Linked DNA regions of Homo sapiens: all the other regions are linked to region 1. The links are chromatin loops, found by intact Hi-C in ENCODE. Cell type or tissue: heart right ventricle. All regions are shown on one strand. Region 1 overlaps ELMO1 (engulfment and cell motility 1). Region 2 has its middle 54 kb from the start of ELMO1. Region 3 overlaps ELMO1 (engulfment and cell motility 1). Region 4 has its middle 61 kb from the start of ELMO1. Region 5 has its middle 47 kb from the start of ELMO1. Region 6 overlaps ELMO1 (engulfment and cell motility 1).

The links. A loop is a pair of places that touch in the nucleus more often than their neighbours do. Peaks named below come from ENCODE experiments on the same cell type or tissue, not always from the same donor. Only the 100,000 strongest peaks of a DNase experiment are listed, where the experiment ranks them.
Region 2: it touches region 1 in a loop (3-fold over the local background); 47 of 110 quality-filtered maps call a loop at or near these places.
Region 3: it touches region 1 in a loop (2.2-fold over the local background); 23 of 110 quality-filtered maps call a loop at or near these places.
Region 4: a loop joins it to region 1, with 2.6 times the contacts of the local background. A loop is called at or near these places in 11 of 110 quality-filtered maps.
Region 5: a loop joins it to region 1, with 4 times the contacts of the local background. A loop is called at or near these places in 47 of 110 quality-filtered maps.
Region 6: a loop joins it to region 1, with 2.8 times the contacts of the local background. A loop is called at or near these places in 10 of 110 quality-filtered maps.

Annotation. Positions count from the first base shown.
Region 1 is chr7:37,282,988-37,286,987 of GRCh38, reverse strand. All of the region lies in intron 4 of ELMO1 (engulfment and cell motility 1), which reads left to right. Among named protein-coding and RNA genes, the nearest start is that of ELMO1, 160 kb to the left of the region's middle. RefSeq lists a silencer at 649-943. In heart right ventricle, CTCF peaks have their summits at 1,889 and 2,096 (motif pointing left); DNase peaks (open chromatin) are centred at 703 and 2,077; H3K27ac peaks cover 3,908 bases.
Region 2 is chr7:37,500,511-37,504,510 of GRCh38, reverse strand. No RefSeq gene overlaps it. Among named protein-coding and RNA genes, the nearest start is that of ELMO1, 54 kb to the right of the region's middle. In heart right ventricle, no CTCF peak of the experiment used is centred here; no DNase peak of the experiment used is centred here.
Region 3 is chr7:37,351,300-37,355,299 of GRCh38, reverse strand. All of the region lies in intron 1 of ELMO1 (engulfment and cell motility 1), which reads left to right. Among named protein-coding and RNA genes, the nearest start is that of ELMO1, 96 kb to the left of the region's middle. RefSeq lists enhancers at 313-462, 1-925, 1,962-2,011, 2,062-2,121, 1,652-2,153. In heart right ventricle, a CTCF peak has its summit at 2,224 (motif pointing right); DNase peaks (open chromatin) are centred at 519, 1,509 and 2,238; H3K4me3 peaks cover 1,310 bases; H3K27ac peaks cover 3,762 bases.
Region 4 is chr7:37,508,154-37,512,153 of GRCh38, reverse strand. No RefSeq gene overlaps it. Among named protein-coding and RNA genes, the nearest start is that of ELMO1, 61 kb to the right of the region's middle. In heart right ventricle, a CTCF peak has its summit at 1,912 (motif pointing right); no DNase peak of the experiment used is centred here; H3K27ac peaks cover 405 bases.
Region 5 is chr7:37,493,925-37,497,924 of GRCh38, reverse strand. No RefSeq gene overlaps it. Among named protein-coding and RNA genes, the nearest start is that of ELMO1, 47 kb to the right of the region's middle. In heart right ventricle, a CTCF peak has its summit at 2,141; no DNase peak of the experiment used is centred here.
Region 6 is chr7:37,206,977-37,210,976 of GRCh38, reverse strand. All of the region lies in intron 13 of ELMO1 (engulfment and cell motility 1), which reads left to right. Among named protein-coding and RNA genes, the nearest start is that of ELMO1-AS1, 210 kb to the right of the region's middle. In heart right ventricle, a CTCF peak has its summit at 2,327; a DNase peak (open chromatin) is centred at 2,306; H3K27ac peaks cover 1,072 bases.

The DNA.
Region 1 (4,000 bases):
CTCCTGACCTCGTGATCTGCCCGCCTCCACCTCCCAAAGTGCTGGGATTAGAGGCATGAGCCACTGTGCCCAGCCTATGATACAATTTTTAAAATATTTGGATAACTGTTTGGTTTCTTTGCAAGCTTATTTATTTTATTTTATGCATTTAAAAACATTCTGAAAAGAAGATCCATAGACTTCACCAGAGTTCTCTAAGACATCCATGACTAGGAAAAAAAGAGAAAGAAAAAGAATCCCTATATTTCATTATCTAAGGCTGGGGATCCAAATGGGCGGACTTGTATTTATTTCCTCTGCCTGAGATTCTCTCCCTTCTCTCCCTCCTTCTTTGGCAGATTTTCCATTTCTTTTGGAGTGTGGTACTGAAGCTGCCTCCTTTTTATGAATAATATATTGGATCCTACACATTTACTGAATGAGCCAAGCAGAGGCTTTATTAGCAGTGTCCAGTGTAATGCCCATAATAACACTGTGTGGTGTGGGTCTGACTGTCTTCATGTGGCACTGCAGAAAGGGAGGCCCCAAGACGTTGTCTTGCCCATCATTCATTTACCCTGTATTCACTGAGCACCTATTGCTTGCCAGGGGCTGTGCCAAATTCCCAGGTGACAAAGCTGTTACTGGTGAAGCCAAGTTTTGGATCAGGCCCATCTGACACTAGTGTCTGGGTGGCTAATGCCACAGCAGGTTATGTTCAGGATGTCATGTGACACCCTGCTGCCTCAAGCTTGGCCACTCCTCCATCCCTAGTGTTTCCAGCCGCATTGTTCCTTGGCTGTGAGCTGTAAATGTTTTTATCTCATCCTCTCTCCACAGACCACTATTTGCATTGTTTTGCCTAGAATGGGCCATGGAGTTAGTATTTTCCCAGCTGTAGTAGCATCTTCAGTGATCCCTGCTCATGCCACTGGAATGGCCCTTTAAAAATGTTTTTTTTTTTCTTTTTACAAGCATGAGTTTCTTTCCTATAAGTGCAGCTCTTTTTTCTTGTCTCTGTAGCACTTTGTGGCTTTCTGAGACCACAGGCTCTAACTTGCCCATTGCACCCCATGTTTAAGCATTTGCACATGTCGTTTGATTGAGGGGTAAGTTAAAACTGCTGGCAGTGGGAAGGGCTGGCAATCAGGTCTCTTATCTCAAGTGGATGGAAAAATAAGGCTGTTCAACGTGGTTCGCTCAACTCGTACAGGTCCCTTCTGTGCAAAACCAGGGAGATTGCTTCTCCCCTGGAAACACAGGCACTCCTCATTGGCTGGGTTGGGCAAATACCCATAATATTAGGCATTTTTCCTGCTTTTTTCCCCTTCTTTTGCAGGTTGCAAGTGATGGCAATGTACATGGGATTCTCAAACTGGTCACCAGTACTTAGTGCATGAACACACATTATATTCTATATGTTTGGTGCAATTTTGCTATTTTGCATTCTGCTTTTGTCACCACAATACAGTGTCCCAGGGTCCCATATTACTGAACATTCTTTCATAGCAGCACTTCGATGGCTACATGGTGTATCTTTGGCCTGCCTTACCATAATTTGCTTCAGTTTTCCTTTGTGTTAGGGGACATTTGCAAGACTTTGTATATCAGCCAGCATCTAGTCAGGATACAGAAACCATACTGTTATTTAAACAGGGTATATTCCAATGTAAATGATTGACAACTAGTAGAAGCTGGTTAGTTGTGAGTAAAAGAGAACTCTTATGGGTCCAGAAGAAGCTGTTGCAGAAAAGAAGCTATGGCCTCCAGTTTGAGGAAGAGTGGGCAGTTGAGGAACTAAAGACCAAGAGCGGGCATTGCTCGTCCCCCAGAGTTCTTCAGAGAGGGCATGGCCACCACAGGGACATCACCACCCACGGGTGATGCAGAAACTTGTCAGAGGAAAGCAGCTGGCCAGCTGGCTGTGCAGCACTATAGACGTGTCTCTGTTGCCAGAAGCTTGGGTAGGCAGAACTGCTTTGAAGCAGTCCCTGGTAGGGAGAGCAGAGCCCGGGTGCAGGAGGCCTGAGGCCTTCCCCATGGAATAGTAATGGTGGATCCCAAAGGGAATGTCCTTTCCCCAGGCAGAATCACTCCAGTGCCCTCTATTGGTGAAGTGTCACATTGCCGCAGCTGGCAACCTGTCAGAAAGCAGGGCCAAGAATGGTTTTGAGTTGAGAGACAATAAATGAATAACTGGAATATTTGGGCTTGCTTTTAGCTTTTTTTTTTCTTTAAACCGTTTTGCAGTAAACATCTTTCATAAAATGTTGATTGCATCTCTGATATGTTGGTAGGATAAATTCATAGAATTTGAACATTTCAAAGGCCTTAGTCATATGTTACAAAACCATCCTATTGACTCTCCTAGTTGTTGTATATGGGAGCAAAGGCATATAGCCTTGTTATAGAACTTGTTACTCCTTAACCTTTTGAATCTTGGCCTTGTTTGCTGGGTTGTTAACTCTGAGGCTGGGAGATGCTCAGAGCCAGCGATGTCAAGGTTGGAGCCTGCAGTCTGATGTAATAAGGGCCAAGCTCTGCCGTGGAGGGAGGGAGTAGTGTGTTGCTGAAGTCCTCCCTCACCTCGCTCAGTCTTCTGAACGCATTCCCTTCCCATCTCATTCACTGCTTCAACAAATTCATTCCCTAAAACATCCCCTTCATCACATCAGTAATCTTGCTCAAAAGCTGTAAATGTTTCCTCTTTGTTTATGGCAATGCAAATGAAAGAGGAGGGGAGAGAACTGACCTATGGCCCTGGGTCCGTTGCCTCCATTCAGTTGTTGAGGGTCTGAAGCAAATTGACATGCCCAGGGTCACGTGGGAAGTAAGTTGGTCAGGGCCAACCAGGGCTTCCTTCCTCCCAGTCCTCTGCTTCTCCCAGATACCAGACCATTGTTGCTCCATCTCCCTAACTCCTCATTGTCCTCCCAGCACAGCACCTGTCCCACGAGAGGTTTTATTAATGTGTATCATACTCCCCTAGTGCTCACACTATCTCTGAACTCTTATGGGTCCAGAAGAAGCAGTTGCAGAAAAGAAGCTGTGGCCTCCAGTTTGAGGAAGAGTGGGCAGTTGAGGAACTAAAGACCAAGAGCAGGCATTGCTTGTCCCCCAGGGTTCTTCAAAGAGGGCATGGCCACCACAGGGACATCACAACCTACGGATGGTGCATAAACTTGTCAGAGGAAAGCAGCTGGCCGCTGGCTGTGCAGCACTATAGACGTGTCTCTGTTGCCAGAAGCTTGGATAGGCAGAGCTGCTTTGAAGCAGTCCCTGGTAGGGAGAGCAGAGGCCGGACGCAGGAGGCTTGAGGCCTTCCCCATGGAATCATAATGGTGGATCCCAAAGGGAATGCCCTTGCTGGGGCTGCCCCACTGTCTGAAATGCAAAGATGGCCCCCCTCAGCTGCTGTGCTTAAGGGGACTGCCTACACCTAACTTCAAGGCCAAGTCCAAGATTCACATCTACATAATTACATTCCATTACTGTTTAACAGATTAGAGTCAGTAATTCTTATCCTGGGGTATTAGAGATGTGGACATGAACTGGGTTCTACCCTGAGCTTTTAGTCCCCAGCCTAGACACCAGGCAAAAAGTAGGTATGTGCTGGCTCCTATCATGTGAAATTGGCTAAGGAAGCAAGCAACTTGGTGTCTTTGGACAGGGGGCTGCTTTTTTTAAATTAAATTTAATCTTTTTTTTGAGCAGTCGTGGACATCTGGTTGTGCATGTCCCTTTAAGGCGAGTTTGTCGTCTCCAGAAAAGCATGTTGTTCTTTCTCTCTATCTTCCACAAGTCCTTGATTAAAACACTGAAGGAGACAGACAGGCTCCTTCTGTCCTTTCCCTCAGGCTTGCCATGTCCTGGCAGATTCCCTGGGCTCCTGGGAACTGTCTACCCATCTCTGTCTGCTCCTTTTGACCCAGATCTTATTACAGATACAGAGAGAGCAAACCATTTATTGCAGAACAGGCCCTTCACCTTCATGTTCTGTGTTTATAGACCACAAATAGGT
Region 2 (4,000 bases), 220 kb before region 1:
GGGTCTTACTCTGTCACCCAGGAGGTTGGAGTGCAGTGGCGCGATCACAGCTCACTGCCTTCCTGGGCTCAAGCGATCCTCCCATCTCAGCCTCCCAAGTAGCTGGGACTACTGGCACTTGCCACTGCAAGCAGCTAATATTTTTATTTTTTGTACAGACGAGGTCTCACTGTGTTGCCCCCAGGCTGGTCTCCAACTCCTGGGCTCAAGCAATCCTCCCACCTTGGCCTCCCAAAGTGCTGAGATTATAGGTATAAGCCACCACACCTAGCCCAATTTTTATTTGAAGATTACGTAGAAAAAAAGGGTTGGGGTAGCTTATGAAAAAAAAATCCTCATAACGGAAAGGAAATATCTTGAATACTTGAAGAAGTAAAAAATTTCTGAAATGATTTACTGCAGAAACTAATAAAAATCATTTTGACTACTCTGCCATCATCACTAGAACGCTAGAATACTTGGGTTCAAATCTTCCTTGCTGTATGACCTTAGGCAAATTACTTAATCATACAGATCTTCCTTCTTCTACAAGTGAAAAACGCAGATAAAAATATATTCTCTTACAAGGTCGTATTAAGAATTATACGGTATCAGCTGGGCGTGGTGGCTCACGCCTGTAATTCCAGCACTTTGGGAGGCCAAGGTGGGTGGATCACCTGACGTCAGGAGTTTGACACCAGCCTGACCAACATAGAGAAACCCGTCTCTACTAAAAATACAAAATTAGCTGGCCAGGGTGGTGTACTCCTGTAATCCCAGCTACTCAGGAGGCTGAGGCAGGAGAATCACTTGAACCTGGGAGGCAGAGGTTGCAGTGAGCCGAGATCGTGCCATTGCACTCCAGCCTGGGCAACAAGAGTGAAATTCCATCTAAAAAAAAAAAAAGGGAAGAGGGTAGTAATGGTAGTAACAGGAGTGGTGGGGTGGTGATGGTGGCAATGTTTGCAGTGGCATGGGTGGATAACTAGACACCCAGCTTTATATACATTCTTATGCTAAAGAATATACCTGAGTTAACAGATATCGAATGGATTACTAAACTGCTCTCCAGTTTGGTAACAGAAACTGAAATAGTAATTTCAATTTCTATTGCCACCAAAAATGAGTGAGTCTGCTTTTCAATAACCCAATGCCCTCACAAATATAGAGTAATGTAATTAAGTACATTACTTAATGTAATATACTTAAACAATGGGATTCTTTTATCTATAAAACTTAAATACATATAAAACTTAAAAACTTAATGTGTTTAAGTTTTATAGACAAAAGTAGAATCCCATTGTTGTTTTAATCTACATCATCTCTTTAATCAGTACATGCTTACTGACTGTACTTTCTCCTCCATGAAATGCCTTTTCATATCCTTAAGCCATGTTTTCATTGGGATTTTGTTCTTTTTTCATTAATAACCATTCTAACATATTAAATCCAGCATTTCTTTTTAATAGACTGAAAATATTTTCCTGAGTTTATCATCTGTCTTACTTTTTTGTTTATAGTTCTTTAAAAGCACAGAAGTTTTAACATTTTTGATATCTAATGTCCTTTACCTTTTATATTTCATCTGGAATTTATTTTTAAATAAGTATGTGCCACTTTGTGACAAATATTCATCAAATTTTCAACTCCATTGAACTAACCAATGCATTCTCTTCATCCCCATCCCAATTTGAAATGCTTAATGTACCATATATATGTATATGCACACACACATATATACACACACCATATATATACACACCCACACACAAATATACATATGTGTGTTTTCACACTTCTACTTATTCATTTTTCTGTGGTTTAAAAGTGAAAAAAGGTACTTATTGTGAGTGGATTAAATAAATTATATTATTTCTAAACTAGCAAATCTTAGGAAAATCTAGAATGTGGCAAATATGCATGAAAAAAAAATGTGTATTCAGGGAAGTGTGTGCCACAGACAGGAAGGGGTAATAACCTCTTCATCCATCAAGCTGGAATTCAACACGTATGATGGTTCAGCCACACAATGGAGTTTTACACAACCATTAAGAATTATAAAGGTCCCAGGGCAGGAACTCAATGTAAAAAATAAATAATAAAAATAAAATATTTAGTTTAAAATAGCAAAAAATAATTATGAAACTCTGTGTTTGACATTAATAAATGTCCATGAGATACAGTTAACCTTAAAAGCAATTAAACACACTGTACTGCATTTGTTTTCTTTAGTGTGGTTTCGTGTTTAAGAATACAAAGACAACATATGAAATGATATACACCAAATATATTCATAGTACATAGAATATATGTTAGTGGAATATTTAGTAGTAAAATAATGAGCTGTAAGTGGAAGAATAACTCCCCTCAAAATACTCCACAGGGGGACACAACAGCTTGACCAGGGGGAGCTCCAGGGTCAGAATGGGAGAAAAATATTACTGTAGGAGAGGAATGGATGTGGCTGGGGGAGACTAAACCTTGTCATCAAGATAGAATCTCCTTAAGGGACAGTGCAAAGTCACAGAACAAAGGCTCAGAGAAGAAGGTATTCTCAGGCAAGAGCAGAGTCCTATGGATGTGGAAGTCAGGAACTCAGGGTTCCTATAAGAGACCTACAAGAGTGTTCATGTCATGGACTCAGGGGAAATTCACACTAAAGGCGAAGTTTTCAATTCTTTCCCTCATATGTTGCAGTTCCCTTTAATTCCTCTGACCCTTTAACCAACTTTGTGTCAGGTCACCACCTCCAATTCCCAACATGACCCATCAGTCTGCCATCAGGGACCTGTGAAGTGAGGGTCACAACACCAGTGCATTCCAGGCCAGAATGGGAATGCAATGAAAGGTCACCCACTGTGGTACGGAATAGATGCCACAGAGGAGCAGGGCTCAAGTGGAGGACTCAGGGGTGCATGGAAGACAATCTCCACCCCTCCCCAAATATGAGCAGGAAAGGACGTCTCATGTCATGAGAGAAGGTGACACTTGATGATATTAGTAATGCTGAGACAAGCTGTATGGTTTGTATTTCTGGCTCTGCCACTTATGAGCTATGTGACGTTAGTCAAGTTACCTAGCCTTTCTGAGCCTCTGTTGTATCATCTATAAATCAGGGATGAGAATAACACATTTCATAGAGCAGTTATGAGGATAAAACATATTAATATTCATAGAACCTTAGCAGTATCTAGAACTTGTAAACAATGAATGAGGCTGGACACAGTGGCTCACACCTGTAATCTCAACATTTTGGGAGGCCAAAGCAGGTGGATTGCTTGAGCCCAAGAGTTTGAAACCAGCCTGGGCAACATAGTAAGACTCCATCTCTACAAAATATAAACAAAAGTAGCTGAGTGTCATGGCCTATGCTTGTAGTCCCAGCTACTTGGGAAGCCAAGGTGGAACGCTTGCTTGAGCCCGGGAGTTAGAGGCTGCACTCGGCCGAGATTGTGCCACTGCTCTCCAGCCTGGGCAACAGAGTGAGACCTGTCTCAAAGTAAAAATAAAAATAAAAAAAAATAAACAATGAATGTGTTAGCTATTGTACTTACATAGTTATTATAATTAAAACTTTTTGTATTATCTGAATCTTTTTAAAGAGCACATAATTCTATTAAAACATAAATTTATAAAAATATATATTTATCTTTATTAAGCACCTACTATGTTCTAGGCTTTCATTGTACAGTATTATGAATATACTAAATGCCACTGGATTCTTTGCTTAAAAATAGCGATATTGGTAAAATACACACACATTACATGAAATTCACCACTTAAATCATTTTAAAATAGAGAACTCAGTGACGTCTAACACATTCACACTGTTGTGCAGTCTTCACCACTGTCTAGTTCCAGAACATTTGCAGTGCCCCAGAAGGTAGCCCTGTTTTAAGCATCATTTCTCATTACTGTTTCCCTCAGCTTCTGGTAACTGCTAGTCTGCTTTTTGTCCCTGTTTCTCTATTTTGGACATTTCATGTAAGTTGAATTATACAATATGTGGCCTTTCATGTCT
Region 3 (4,000 bases), 68 kb before region 1:
TTTTATCTTCATAATAATCCCATGAGAAAGGTACCTCTGTCATTCCAGTTTCACAGATGAGGATACTGAGGGTCACATGTTGTGTAATTTGTCCAGAGTCACAGCGTTTTCAATGTGGGTGAACCAGGATTAACACCCAGGCCAACAACTGACCCCAGAGCCCTCATAAAAGTCTGTGCTCCTCTGGGAATAAGGACGTCAGGCCGGGAGAAAGAGCCTAATGGTATTCCGTGAGAGGCGGCTATGCGGCATTGCATTATGCATCAGAATGACTAATTCTGTGTACGAGGGTTGTCAGGTGAAACCCAGTGGAGGCACAGCCCAGAGTTCTGCAGGGGCCTTCGCTGGTAATCTGATGCAATCAAATGTTCTAGGGGTGGTAGTTAGAGCTCTGCTGTTGCTGGAGAGAGGCCCAAGAAAGAAGTTTCACATATTGTTTTTTGATCAGCAGGTTTGGAAACTTTGAATGTTTGGCTCACAGGATGGTGGAAATGCTCCAGCACTTCCTGTGGCTTCGAGTCTGGTTTCTGCGATAGGGAACTGGGCTCGAGCCTTGCCTCCTCCACTGGGGACTGTCTGCACACATCACCGAGTGACAGGCTTGCTGGGAGGAAGGGAGCAGCCACTGGCATTACAACAGCTGAAAAGGAATTTGAAAAGCAAATATCCAGAAAACCAGAACAAGGGAGGAAGTGTGTGCATTAGTTTGCAAAATGATGAACTTTCCAGTTGAAATGCTGATTCCCAAAGCGCAAGAGAGCTTGGAGTGAAGGGAAGAGAGTGAGTGGCTCAGCTCAGGTCTCATCTTGTTTTTGAAAGAATTTTTCCAGGAGGAAAAGGAATCTGGAATAGGCCCTCCTCTCACCTCTCAGCAGCTCCCTTTCTATTTCTGTCCAGTGGGAACAAATGAATAGCTGCTGCTTGAAGAAATGCCGGAAGGTTTTCTGTGCAAGGAATTCTGGATTTTAAAAATGCATCACTGGCTTGAGTAATCCTTCACATTTGTAATTTTAATCTTTGAATTTGGTTTTAAGGAAAGAGTGGTTCATTTATTCATTCACTTGTCTGGAAAATATTGAGTTGCTCTTTACCATGCTGTCTGATCAGGTCTGGAACAACAGAGATGAGTAAGATATGAGTCCTACCCTCAGAGAACTCATATAAACAAATAGGATAAGGTGTGGAAAAGTGCTCTGGTAGGTCACTGTAAGCGCCTAAGAAGACAGATTCAGGGCAGTTACTTCTAGCACGGGAGGCCGTGAGGTCAGGGAGATCTTTAAGAGAAACTGGTGCATGAGATTGGCACTGAAATCTAGATGGGAATTTTTGAAGCAGACCCAAGGGAAGGAAAGGACATTGGAGGTAGAGAGAACATTCTGAACAAAGACAGGGTGAAAGCGAGAGGTGGAGCCGACTGGGCTTCTGGGTTGGGTGGGGACTTGGAGAACTTTTGTGTCTCGCTAAAGGATTGTAAATACACCAATCAGCACTCTGTGTCTAGCTAAAGGTTTGTAAACACGCCAGTCAGCACAATGTCAAAACAGACAAATGAACGCTCTGTAAAACGGCCCAATCAGCTCTCTGTAAAATGAACCAATCAGCAGGATGTGTGGGTGGGGCCAGATAAGGGAATAAACGCAGGTCACCTGAGCCAGTAGCAGCAACCTGGGTCCCCTTCCACGCTGTGGAATCTTTGTTTTTTTTTCACTGCTCGCAATAAATCTTGCTGCTGCTTATTATTTGGGTCCGTGTTACCTTTATGAGCTGTAGCACTCACCGCGAAGGTTTGCAGCTTCGCTATTCACTCTTGAAGCCAGCGAGACCACGAACCCACCGGGAGGAAGAAACAACTCCGGACGCGCCACCTTTAAGAGCTGTAACACTAACGGTGAAAGTCTGCGGTATCACTCCTGAAGTCAGGGAGACCACGAACCCCCCAGAAGAAACTCCGGACGCATCTGAACATCTGAAGGAACAAACTCTGGACACACCATCTTTAAGAACTGAAACACCGCGACAGTTCGCTGCTTCATTCTTAAAGGCAGTGAGACCGAGAACGCACCAATTCTGGACACAAAAGGACCTTAGCAGGCTCAGGAAATGGCAAGCCATTTATGAAGAGGGAAGAGATAGCAAACGTTGGTCTCAAGTTCTCTAGTTCTTTACCCAGACCATAGCTGGCTGGGGGATGATCCTGATTTAGTCTGGGGGGTTCCTTTACGCATTGCCACCAGCAGGTGCCGCAAATGGACCATTGGCAGTCTTAAGGTAGAACCAGTTTTCCATGTCAGACTTACAGAGCCATTGGATGTGCCTGGGGTTTGGGGAGCAGGGACTCGTTGGGTGGGGGAGGATGCACCGGTGGTACCTGGATGCAGGCTGTGAAAAGTTTATATCCTAGAGGTCCCAAGTCACCACAGATTTAAAGCAGGAAGTGAGATGTTCAAATGATCACAAATACAAGTATTCTGTTTCTTTTACTGTTTTATCTTCCGTTGCTTTGCACAGTAGAAGTTGCAGTTAATAGAAGTTTTACTGTTCTCTGAATTGGAAAGAGTTACTCAAAAGAATTGGGCTACTTTCCTGGAGACAAGCCCATAGATGCAGGTGGTGATAATTCAATATGGGACTAACGGAAAGTTTTCTCTGCCACTTTCCATTGCATTTCTGGCCAAGACTATTTAGCGATTCTTTCTGAGAAACCGAGGAGGCAAATAGTCTCAAAGTATGTCCTATGAGAAACGTGTGCCGCAAGATGTTTCGTTAAAAAAAAAGTTTTCTGGACAGATACATTTGGGAAATATTATAGATTGCATATGGACATTTCACAGAACACGTGTTACGTTAAAGTCCCTGAGAAGTCCTGCAGTAAAGGAAACTTTGAAAAGAACGGCGTAGAGCCCAGCACAGTGGCTCATGCCTGCAATCCCAGTACTTTGGGAGGCTGCAGCAAGAAGTATCCTTTGAGCTCAGGAGTTCGAGACCAGGTAACATAATGAGACCTCATCTCTATTAAACAAAAAAATGGCATAGTGGTTACGAACATGAGCTATCAAATCAGACATGTAGATTTCATTCTGGCTGGGTTCCGTATGTGGATGTGAGACTTTGGGCAAGATATTTAATGTCTTTACATCTTGGTTTCCTTGTTTATAAAATAGGCTAGTAATGGTACCTTATTCATAAAATTGTCTCTAAAAGTATATAGTAAGTGAACTAGTAAGTTATTAGTGGATATTATTCTATTCAGTTTTTTCCAAGAATCCTGACTCTTTATTTTTGCATTGCATTTATAAATAACTCAGAGAAGCGGTGCTGTGTGGGAAATGCTGGAGTGAGACTAACTCTTGCAATCCATGCGTGACTTCTGATAGCAGTCCCACAGAGGAAAGGCAGGCCCTAGGTGCTGAGCGCTACGTCACAGATGTGGACTTGCAGCTATATGAAGCTCTAGAATTGGGGAGCAAAAGACCATTTCCTCTTGACTGCAAGGTTAGAGTGTGTAACTTCAGTCTGTTTTGCCTTCCAGTCATTTAATGACAAGTTTGGAACTCAGGGCAGTAAACAGATATGGTTAGGTTGATATATTAGGAGTTTTTCAATTGTAAGGGACAGAAACAACTCAAGCTGATTTAGCGTAATGAGGAATTTATTAGTTTGTCTATCTAGGAAGGATGTTAGGGTAGTACAGAGAACTGAAGGAAAAGTGTTAGGAAACTCAACAGAAACTGAACATAGCTAGGCCTTCTGTCCTTGTTCCCTTTTGAATGTTTTCCTCTTGACTTGTCTTTGCTTCTCCTTGCCTCATTCTTTCCTATTGTGGATGACCTTTCCCCATGGAGGGAGCATGGCTGCAGACAGCTTCAGCTTCAGCTTCATCCCCAGCAGAAGGCAAGAACTCCTGGTGATCTACCTGCCTGGTCCCTGCAAAGTGCTAGGATTACAGGCGCAAGCCACTGCGCCCAGCTGACAAATTTATGAGATCCTTATTAAGGATATT
Region 4 (4,000 bases), 230 kb before region 1:
TCTGTTAAAACTATCAAACTCTCCCAGCACTGCCGGAACCGACAGTGAGAAGGTCACTCTGTTTGCTGTTGTATTTAAACAGCTAGTAGATTTACAGAATGAGAACATCTCTCCAGGAATTGCACAGACTTGCCAAGAGCAAACAGGAACATCGGCAGCTAGAGCGTTAGAAATGCAGCAGATAGTAAGGACTCTGTGACTTTAAGTGTCAACTCATAACCCCCTCAGGGAGGGCAACCAAAGTACATCAGTCCAGATGCCAGGAGACCCCCCTGGAGGGTCCTGTTGTGAGTGGGACCTAGAGATGAACCAGGTGGCAGCGGGAGGTTCCATGAGCATTTCCCACTACTCCACTAGGCTGGCGAGGAGGTAGCTGCTCAACTGTCCTGGCAATACACCAACATTAATTGGCTTTCTTTTTGTTGCTTGGTTGTTGGCTATACCTGTGCTTAGTAGAAGGAATACAGTGTGGTTTCGGTTTGTTTCAACTAATCCTTTTGCTGATTCTACAAATCACACAGTTTAGAAGCCCCCCAAGCACCTTTCAAGAAGCTTACCTAAATGGAGTAGACCTGAGGGACAATTATTGTCCTAATCCCAGGGTCGCAAGTAGTAAACAGCTACCTTTATGTTATAAGGTTTCAGGCAAAGGGTGGGATAATGGCAGATACTTGGGGCTCAAGGTCTCGGGGGTCAGGCATACTAAAGTTAACTGATAGGTGATCACTGCATGCATGAGATGAACAGTGAGCAAGGGCCGTACTCTTAACCCCTGGAAAATTTCTTAACGTTTTACAAAATGAGAAACTGCACTGGAAGAAACTGGTTCATGAGATAAGGACATGGATCCAGTGAACCTCTGGAGCCCAAAAGGATAGAGTCAAACCAGGCTCCAGCATATGCTAGTTGTAGATCCTTGTGCAATTTACTTCTTTGGTGCTTATTTTGAGTCACAGCAGGTTTGTTTTTTTGTTTTTCTTTTTGTTTTTGTTTTACAGAGTCATGCTCTGCCTCCCAGGCTGGAGTGCAGTGGCTGGATCTTGGGGGCTTACTGCAATCTCCACCTCCTGGGTTCAAGCAATTCTCCTGCTTCAGTGTCCCAAGTAGCTGGGATTACAGGCATGCACCACCACGTTTGGCTAATTTTTTGTATTTTTAGTAGAGATGGGGTTTCACCATGTTGGCCAGGCTGTCCTCGAACTCCTGGCCTCAAGTGATCCACCCACCTCGGCCTCCCAAAGTGCTGGGATTATAGGCGTGAGCCACCGAACCCAGCCAAGTCACAGCATTTTAACAGGGAAGCACATTGCCAGGATTTGCTACACTGCTGCTCTCTCATTTTGTCACTTTGTTCCTGCTAACTCCCTCTCTCCTCCTTCATATGTTTGTCCCAAAACTCTTACATACTCCTTCGTTCATCTCCTCTCATTGTTACCTATATATTCTTATAGTATTTCATTATGAGTTTTAAAAATAAACATTTGATCACAAAATGACAAATACTGTATGATTCCTCTTACGTGAGGTACCTGGAGCATTCAGATTCGTAGAGACAGAAAGCAAACTGGCTAGGGGAAGGGTGGGAAGGGGCAGTTTGTGTTCAATGGATAGAGTTTCACTTTTGCAAGATGAAAAAACATTCTGAAGATGGTTGGTGGTGATGGTTTCCCAATAAGGTGAGTATACTTAATGTCACTGAACTGTATAGTTCAAAATGGCTAAAATGAGGACTTTTAGGTCTATTTTATCCCAATTTTAAAAAACAGAAAACTTACAAAGCAAACCCTTGACTCACTTTCATTATATTTACCTATAAGATTCACCAGAATAGAAATATTTGTCACACCCAGATCACCTCAACACTGTCCTGTAGAAAGAACTGAGGTGGACTGAGGATGCATACAATACCCAGCAGAGGGCAGGAGGGAGTCAAGGTGGCATTTTCCCCTAAATTTTGTATTTGTGATCATTTTTTCTTCCTCTCTTATTTGCTGTCTTAGTTTAATGTTCTCTCTAAAGGTGTAAGTCTTTCCAAGACAGCCATGTTAGAGAACAGAGGATAAATGATTCTCTCACAGAGCATGTCGGTTAAATTATTGCATAATTTAAATCACCACATAAAAACAATTGCTCAGTGGAGCTGGGTTTGTTAGTGGTAATAGAGCTCCAAACTAGGCTTTTTCGCTTTATTCTGGCTGTATATTATTGACCCAGATCATTTTGCAAAGTACTCCACAAATAATTGTATTGATGTTCCCACAAAAGGATACTAAAAACCCTGCTAAGTCTCAGTGGAAACCCTACGGAAATAGTATTGTAAAATTAATGGGATTCAGGTTTTAGGTGTTCTTTCTCCCAGCTGAGCCATGTTGCCAGGACCAAATGCTATAAAAGTGCTGCCATTTGCATCAGCCTTAACTGAGGAAATATCTATTTTTCCCTTGATTTGCTCTTTGCCTTGATTTCCTGGAGCATATTTGCAAGTTATCCTTGATGCACTATAATTATTTTGAGGAGATTGCTTTTTGGTTTAAAAGGATATTGCCATTTTATTATTTTAGAACACCAAGGGAGTCATATTCAAGGAAGAGACCAGCATTTTAATGCTGGGCTTCTCTCTCGAAGGAAACCAAACTCTTCACTGATTGTTTTTTGACTTCTGGTTCAAATAGCCTGGGAGGTACAAGGGTAGCATGTGGATTCGCGTGGAAGGTTTTGTTTAAGGCAATGAGCATTAGCTCTCTTTGCCTTCTCCCAGGGCTGCCACTCGGCATCGAGTTAAAACGGTGACAGCAGCAGCAGCAGCAATATCTGCCCAGACAGTTCTGGTTCTTCCATTTACTCAAACAATTTGGATGCAGATGGCCTTTCTACTTCATGCATTGAATATGATTCAAGTCCCAACCATCCATTATTACTTCACCTGCCTTGAAATGGGAATTGTAAGCACTCTGATAAATTATTTGAAAGACTAATTTCCTCAAATACCCCTTTCTGCTATTAACTTGCAATTTTATAACATTTAAAACGTTCTGAAATTTCTGTGTGCATAGCTCCGAGTGAGTTGACAGCACGTGCCCCCTGCATCAATACTACAAAACATAAGGGGGAAGGAGACACTATATTTCTCTTTCCTGGGCAGTGGAAGAATACTGCTCTCTAAGCCCAGCATGTGTGAACAATGAGTCTTTCCTACAGGAATGGTGGTGGAGCTCATAGGAATGCACACTAGGATAGGCTTCATTCATTTAATTTCTGTCTCCAAAAACACAGCCTTTTCCTTCCTAAGAATCCAGGTAAGGAGAGTGGGGGTAAATAGAGATAGAAAGATAGGAGGTCAAAAAAGAACAACTAAACAACAGAACAGCCCTATGTTGTTTCAGTGTCTGAAAATCCTCTGAGTTGTTGAACCCTGTGTTGTGCATTATGTGACTATCTGTTGCAAGATAGGTGGATGCCCTCTCTAAGCTCCATTACCCTCTGTGCATGGCAATCCATTGATAATAAGCTTCAAGAAAGCCAGCTTTCATGTGGAGCTCACCACATTTAGGAGCTCTGTAAGAGTTACTTTCATAACCCTAAAACCAGAATTTCCATGAGGAGAATCTAAACAAAGTGTACAGACTAAATAAACATCATTTTGAGGAAGGGAAGTCTTCAATATGGAAATCACAGTGACACATATGTTGGCAGGAGTTGCATGCTACAGTTGATTAAGACATAAACAACCTTCCTTGATAGAAAATCCCATACAGAAAGTCGAATCTGGCTGTTGATTATAGATCTCATAACAACAACATGTCTCTGGACTGAGCAATAGAGCTGAGTAAGGCAGAGCAGGGATGTTGTGTTTATCCGGTCCACATGGAGGAGAGGGAGAAAGAACTTGCCTGTGTGGAACTCCATTGTGAAAGGCAGGCACAGCTCTCCAGAGGCAAATTCCACTTGGCTCAGGCTCTCCGCAGGATTTGTTTCCATGGGTCCTGCCTAAATTCATCAT
Region 5 (4,000 bases), 210 kb before region 1:
CTCTTACCACCACCAGAAGCAAAAGACACTTTCCAAGTGGCAGTCTATTTCGGGACAATCTATTTTATATTTTCCACCACTGAGAATTCCACTCTGCTTTCACAGGCAGTTCTTTCAGCTGAATGAATCGTGTTTTCTCCTTTGGGGGCGTGTGTAAATGAATTGCTAACCGTTTTGAATAGCACCCATCTGTGACAACAGTCATGCTTATGGGTGGCAGTTAATTAAGACAGCTTGGAAGATGACGATGTCTTACAAATAAGAAGGGAAGAAACAGGGACTGTCTTTTTTATAGAGTCATATTTATAATATCATAATTATTGTATGTATTTATAGTATTATATTTATTGCTTGTATTCCATTTTCTTAAATTAAGGTATAGTTTTGGGACTATCAAAATGCACTCCTAATTTATAATGTTGCATGGGACAAGGACAGAACTTGGCTTCTCCTATTTTATTCCTGAAATCTTAGAACAGGAAACCCTACACTATCCATTTATGTTTGTGGCTTTGCATTCAGCATAAAATTAAATTTTCTCTGGCATCATTTGTCAAGAAAGCTTTTAAAGCAGTGATTTCCCTGAGTTCCTTATGTAGGCAGCCCATCTTCATTTTATTTTATTTATTTTTTTGAGATGGAGTTTCACTCTGTCACCCAGGCTGGAGTGCAGTGGCGCGATCTCGGCTCACTGCAGCCTCTGCCTCCCGGGTTCCAGCGATTCTCCTGCCTCAACCTCCCTGGTAGCTGGGATTACAGCCATGCACCACCATGCCCAGCTAATTTTTGTATTTGTAGCAGAGATAGGGTTTCACCACGTTGGCCACGCTTGTCTCGAGCTCCTGACCTTAGGAGATCCGCCCGCCTTGGTCTCCTAAAGTGCTAGGATTACAGGCGTGAGCCACCACACCCAGCCTGGTAGCCCATCTTTAAAACCACCAACATCACCCAACAAGTGTGGGACATCACCCAGCAAGTTATATCTAAGGATAAGGAACAATGTGAAAGTTGAGAGTTAGAAAGCTGACCAATTTCAGAACAAACCGTCTCTCTAACAAACATCTTATTACAAAATCAGAGACTCAACTGTAAACTCTGGTAATAATTTAGAAGATTAACACTCTGCCCTAAATCCCACAAAATAGGCATATCTAAATTATACACAAACTGCAGATGTGGCTGGGCAAGGTAGCTCACACTTGTAATCCCACCACTTTGAGAGGCTGAGGCAGACAGATCACTTGAGTCCGGGAGTTTGAGACCAGCCTGGGCTGGTGAAACCCCATCTCTATAAAAAATACAAAAAAAATTAGCTGTGAGTGGTAGTGTGTGCCCGTAGTCCCAGCTACTTGGGAGGCTGAAGCAGGAGGATCATTTGAGGACATGAGGTCAAGGCTGCAGTGATCTATGATCGCACCACTGCACTCCAGCCTGAGCAACAGAGCAACACCCTGTCTCAAAACAAACAGGCTGGGCGCGGTGGCTCACGCCTGTAATCCCAGTACTTTGGGAGGCTGAGGCGGGCAGATCATTTGAGGTCAGGAGTTCAAGACTGGCCTGAACTACATGGTGAAACCCCATCTCTACTAAAATACAAAAAAAAAAAAAAATTAGCTGGGAATGGTGGCAGGTGCCTGTAATCTCAGCTACTCAAAAGGCCGAGGCAGTAGAATCGCTTGAACTCAGGTGATGGAGGTTGCAGTTAGCCAAGACTGTGCCACTGCACTCCAGCCTGGGTAACAGAGCAAGACTCCCTCTCAAATAATAATAATAATAATAATAGAAGAAACAAACTGTAGATGAGTTAAACATAGTAATTATACAAGGGTGCCCAATGTACTATAAAACATACGTGTATCACATCAAAAATGATGAAATGCCAGCCTAAATCATTTCGAAAGTTTACCCTAAACAAAATACTTATTCCAGCAATAATTAATAATTTTAAGTATGTTATTAAATATATTTTTGCTAAGTGCTTAAGATTTAATGATACCTTGTGGAAATCAGAGCTCATTCACATCTCCTGGAAATGTTGGACAAAAAAGTCTGATTGCCAAATCTCCCTAGAGTCATGGAAACATTCAAAGCATTTTTGTTTTCAAAAGAACCTGCAATTACCCCTCTTTCCGCTAGGTGGTATACTCAAGGCCAAGAAAGCTACCAAAGGGATAAATATGTTCTTTTTCAACAAGGTCAAAAAAAAAAAGGATAATTTTTTTAATGTAATTTTTTTAAATTTCTTTTTCATTTCAATAGGTGTTAGGGGAACAGGTGGTGTTCGGTTACATAAGTTCCTTAGTGGTGATTTCTGAGATTTTGGTTCACCCATCACCTAAGCAGTCTTCACTGGACCTAATGTGTAGTCTTTTTTCCCTCACCCCTCACCTCCTCTCCCACCCTTTCCCCGAGCCCCCAAAGTCCATTGTATCATTCTTATGCCTTTGTGTCCTCGTAACTTAGCTCCCACTCATAAGTGAGAATATACGATGTTTGGTTTTCCATTCCTGAGTTACTTCACTTAGAATAATAACCTCCAATGGAGAGGATAAATTTTAAGCTTGAAGAGGCGACTATCTTACATCTGAATTCCAAAGTGTTTGATGAAAAAAACAGACGTTAAGAGAGAGAAGGAAAGACCTACTCAAATAGCCAGGGCCCCTCAAAGAGTGAGTCACCTACCACCAGGAATGACAATTAAAATTAGGCAAGGCCACCAGCCTCCAGTGTTACTGCATCAGACTGGTGGGGATGAAGTAGGGAACTCAATTTGCTTTTCCAGCATGCGCTTGGCTTGACTGTTATGCAAAATTCTGATAACTAAATTTAGATTGCTCTCAATCTTTCTAGTAGTCAGAAACCACAATTGGTTCATAAGTTTGTGATGTTCTGAAACCTTTTTTTTTCTGCTTCCTATATAGCTTGTATCTTGAAGGCCAGGGATTATAGGTTTCACTGTAAAATCTCCAGATGAAATTTTGCTAGCTTACTATCTCCCCAAGAAAATTCAGAGTGGCAGATTCAACTCTATGTAATAGGATATTTGGAAAGTACTTTCAGCTTTGCAGAAGGGGAAAAATGTATTTTATAGAATGTAATGAAAATGAATCTCTTCTGGAAAGAATGGGTGATATTTATATTAGATATTCAAAAGTTGAATCACATTGATCTGTCTTTTAAAGTAATTACATTGATCTCTGGAGTTTAAAGAAATGTATTGCTTACTCCCTGTGGATATTTTCAAACTTTAATTTTTTTTTACGCAAAGCAGTTTATTTTGTTTTTCCTAGTTTGAGACACAAAAGAAACCCATCTTCCTGAAGTTCAGCTAATTATTGTATAGGAATGTGTGTATGAGTGCGCATATGTGTATACTGTAGGTATGCGTGTGTGTGTGCGCGCGCCCGCGTGCGCAAGCTCTGTCTCTCTAGGACCCCCTGAAATGAATGTTTGTTGTTTTAAACCAGATTTTTTTTGTAGAGTCACAAGTTTGCTGCTTTAAACTCACTTGTTTTAAAATATTTCAAATGGACAATATTCTAAAATATATTTCCCACTACTCTAATTTCAACTGAGTAAAGAATAAAATGTAACCGTTTCATTACAACTTAGCACTAACAGTGTGAAAATGGATTCGTGGGCAGTGTTTGAACGCGGCAGTGTCTTCAGGGTCCGCTGAGGTCCTAAAGGCCTGTTTGTACCTAGAGTACATGAACCCAGGCAACTCTGCTCTGGGAAGTATTGCCTCTACGTGTTACGGTTTTCTTATTTTTCCCCCTTACTTTCCATTGTTACTTTGTGTTGCTACCAACACACCAAGGCAGCAGGGAGGGCTCCTTCTGTTTCTAATCTGCAGAGGCCTTGGAAGGATGAGCGTCGTGTTTTGTTAGTTAGGAACGTGCGTAGCCCAAGTGGGAGAGCGGGGCCCGTTACGCAAGGGCCTGCTCCATGACGACAGCGGTGCATACCTTGCCCTGTGTCTAGTCTGGCTAGTCTGGTT
Region 6 (4,000 bases), 76 kb after region 1:
CTGAAATTTAATCCTGATGACATTAACACAATTTATGTTTTCTTAAAAGGTCTCTCTTGCTATGAATGCTAATAGGTTGTCTCCTAGATTTTTTTTTTAGTTTGCAAATCAGAACACAGCTTGTCCTGAATATAATCCATTGTTTTCATTTCTGTTTGCACTATATTCTCGATTTTCTCCCCATGAAGTCTCTGAGTGACCTTCGGCTAATATCAAATTCTGCAGTTGTAAAATTGGATTTCAATTTTAATCCCCATCATAAATGGCATTACTGAGATTTTGGCTTCGGTGATTAGAAATCACCAGGCATTATTTTATAGTTCCAAATACTCTTTCCTTGGAAAAAAATATATAAGCTATATATCTGTATGTGTGTGTCTGTGTGTGTATATATATAAGGTGTATATATTTTATATATATACATATTCATGCATATACATATATACAGACACACCCAAATATATATATATACACACAATGTATATATCTGTATATATACTAATAATAATATTTATACATAGTTTGACAAATGGTATCATGCTTTATGTGTTATTTGAGAAGGCTTGTCTTTCATGGGAATATTCTTTGAAAATGTTTTCATATTACTGTGTTTCATTACTGATTTGTTTTTCATTATTTAGATGTAATACAATTTATTTAACCAAGCCCTTTTACTAAATGATTCAATGCTTTGAAATTACCATAAGTCTATAATTAATATCTTACAGCCCAGAATGTATGCACACCCATGATCACATTATTAGGATAAATTTGTGGAACTGTACTTTGTATGAGATATGTTTTCAAGGCTTTTGATACTGTCTAATTGCTTTCCACACACAGAAAGTCATGTCCATTTTAACCAGCAGTGTTCATTTTTTTTTTAACTCTCTCCAGTAGTGTTTCTTAAACTAAAAAAACCTAAAAACCTAAAAAACTAACACTCTGTCCAGTTATTGTTTTTATAGTGTTAGTTTTAATATGACGTTTTAAATAAGAATACTTACTGCATATTCAGCTTTGCAGCTTGCTTTACAGAGGTATTCTGAAATTATTTTTGTATCATTATATTTTATGTTTCGACCTTGGCATTCCATTTTATCTTTTAGTTGAATCAATTTTTTAAAATTTTAGCAAAAAATGTCATGACTGGTGGAGCGGGTGAGTTTCCTGTACTTGTGTGTCGATGACCAAAGCTCCAGGGTGGCAGTGACCTTGCTGGCAGAGCCCCTCTGCCAGAGCGATGGTCCAGGGAAGGCGGATGGGACTCACTTTCTACCTCACCCTCAATTCCAAGTTTTACTTTTATGTGGTAAGCAAGACATATCGAGGTCACTTGGGAGGCTTTGCGAAATCACCCAATCTCTCTTACCCTCAAGTCATATCAAAATTACCAAGGAAGAATCAGGGCATGTACATTTGGAAAATACTCTTAATTGATTCCTCTTCTGAGGGAGAGCCTGGTTCTAGGGTGCTCCTGTGACTGCAATTTTATCGTCCTCCTCCTGCCAGTGCCTGGATTTCTTCTGAGCTATGTAGAAAATCCAAAACCTGAATTCTTTCCATGTGCTGCCTCCGGGATGCATGTGTCTCTGTCCCAGTAGTGATTTTCCTCGGGGGCAGTTGGATCCCAGAATGCACAGTATGGAGGGACTGTGGAGAGAGAGAGGTTGGGGGCCAACCACATGGAGGAGATAGGATTACTATAGAATCTGGGTCCCTGTGAGAGCTATCTGTAATGGGGGTGTGTGCTATGAAGCATCTCCTTTTTATTTTCAGACCCTGTTCTTATGTGAGATGACCAGGGTATTCCAAAATCAGAGTACATTTTCTCAATGTAGCTCCATCTGTCTTAACATTCTTGTTAATTCCTTGTACAGTTTAGTCTTGGTGTATCTCTGTCTTAGTTTTCCCTGTCTGGGGAGTGTTCTGCTTCATGAGTACAGAATAATAGTTTTTTTTTTTTAACTGAAAGTTAATTGGAGGTGGTTTTAAGGCCTTTAGCGCTTATGAGGACTTGAAAAGTCATCCTAGAAAAAGCAAAGACTCTGAACAGAGAATAATCATAAGAGAGTGTTGGTTTTCTTTATTTTTCCATGGTTCTTTTTTAGTTTTTGATTTTAGTTATTCCCCTGCAACTTCTCCCAGGCCAGTCTTGCATCAGAGAGTTGAGAAGTTGGAACGACTATTTAGTAATGATTTTGAGTGCTGGAAATGATCCAGTAACTTTTGACAAGCAGATATTTTCACTTTTGAATACCCAGCCAGCCAGAAATAGACAGGCCTCAGTAAACAGAACCGCATGGTCATTGCACCACCTAGAGACGGTCTTGCAAAAACGCTGAAAGCTGGCTGATGATATCAGGGTCTGGCTGCAAAATCTCTAGATGCTGTAAGCAGTCTCGTGCAGAATTCTCTCTGTACTTCCCAAAGAGGAATCATCTTGCCTGTTAAACTCCTTACTGAACTTTAAGGATTAATTTGAGGTTTGGATCATCTTTTGGATCACTTTGAAGAAAAGTTCAGTTCATAAGATTAAGACTGCTATTTCTCATGTTTCTGCTCCCAAGTAGGCAATGCCCAGCAAGCATTACATGACAAGGCTTTGGAGTTCACTGGGCCTAGATTTAATTTTAGCTTTCCTCCTTTTGAGCCATGGGCCAGTGGTTCAGTCATTTAACCTGTTTGGGCATGGGTTTTCTCAGCTGTGAAACTGGGCAGCATCTTTTCTGTTTTGAGATTATGGGAGGGCCCCACAGGACCGTCTACCAGCGACTAGCACAGCAGCTGGAACCAAGGTGCACTCAGCCAGTGCTACTTCCCTTTCTTCCTTTTGGAGAGAACACATCATAGAAATCATCTGCAGCCTTTTAAGTTTTCCAAGGTAAAAGTGGCCATTGCGCCAACAAGGCAAGAAGAACAGTTTATTAAAAGGTAATAAACCACAACACCTTTGAGGAGGCAGATGGGCATCACATTCCTTCTCAGCACAACATCCCAATGGAGCAAATTTTTCTGATAAAATAATTCTAAAGTCACAATCTAGGTGGCTGAGTGGCTTGTAAGTTTAGTCATAACACAGAAAAGCTGCTTCATCTTCTGAGATCTCGTTTTTTGTTTGTTTGTTTGTTTGTTTTTGGTAGAGTTTTGCTCTTGTCGGGTGCCCACCACCACACCCAGCTAATGTTTGTATTTTTAGTAGAGACGGGTTTCACCATGTTGGCCAGGCTGGTCTCAAACTCCTGACCTCAGGTGATCCACCCACCTCGGCCTCTCAAAGTGCTGGGATTACAAGCATGAGGCACTACACCAGCCATCTTCTAAGATCTCTTGTTATTGATTCTGTGGTTTCAAAATGGACAGGCCTTTGTAGGTCCCCTGGTGGGAAGAGACAGAGTTGTCTGGGATAATGCTATTCTTTTTTTTGAGACAGAGTCTCGCTCTGTCACCCAGGCTGGAGTGCAGTGGTGCAATCTTTGCTCACTGTAACCTCCATCTCCCAGGTTCAAGGATTCTCCTGCCTCAGCATCCTGAATAGCTGGGACTACAGGAGTGCGCCACCACACCCAGCTAATTTTTTGTATTTTTAGTAGAGACAGGGTTTCGCCATGTTGGCCAGGCTGCTCTCGAACTTCTGATCTCAGGTGAACCACCCACTTTGGCCTCCCAAAGTGCTGGGATTACAGGCGTGAGCCACCGTGCCCTGCCGGGATAATGCTATTTTTAGTGGAGCTTCTAAGGAAGGGCATATGGATTCCTGAGAGTAATGGAAGGCAGACTCTCACCTCTAGGATGACTTTATTTTGAGAACAGGGGAAATGCTGTATACAAAGTTGTCCCTCTTGATTGTAGCCGCCAAGACCTGTGCACCATGGCTTTCACACTCTGCAAAGTGTTGTGTTCCTGGCTAGAGCCCTTTCAGAATTTGTCTCTGGTTTATTTCCAATTTGTAGTCTCTCTATTTGTGAATTTTTCCTTGTTCAGTCTACCGGACAAGCAT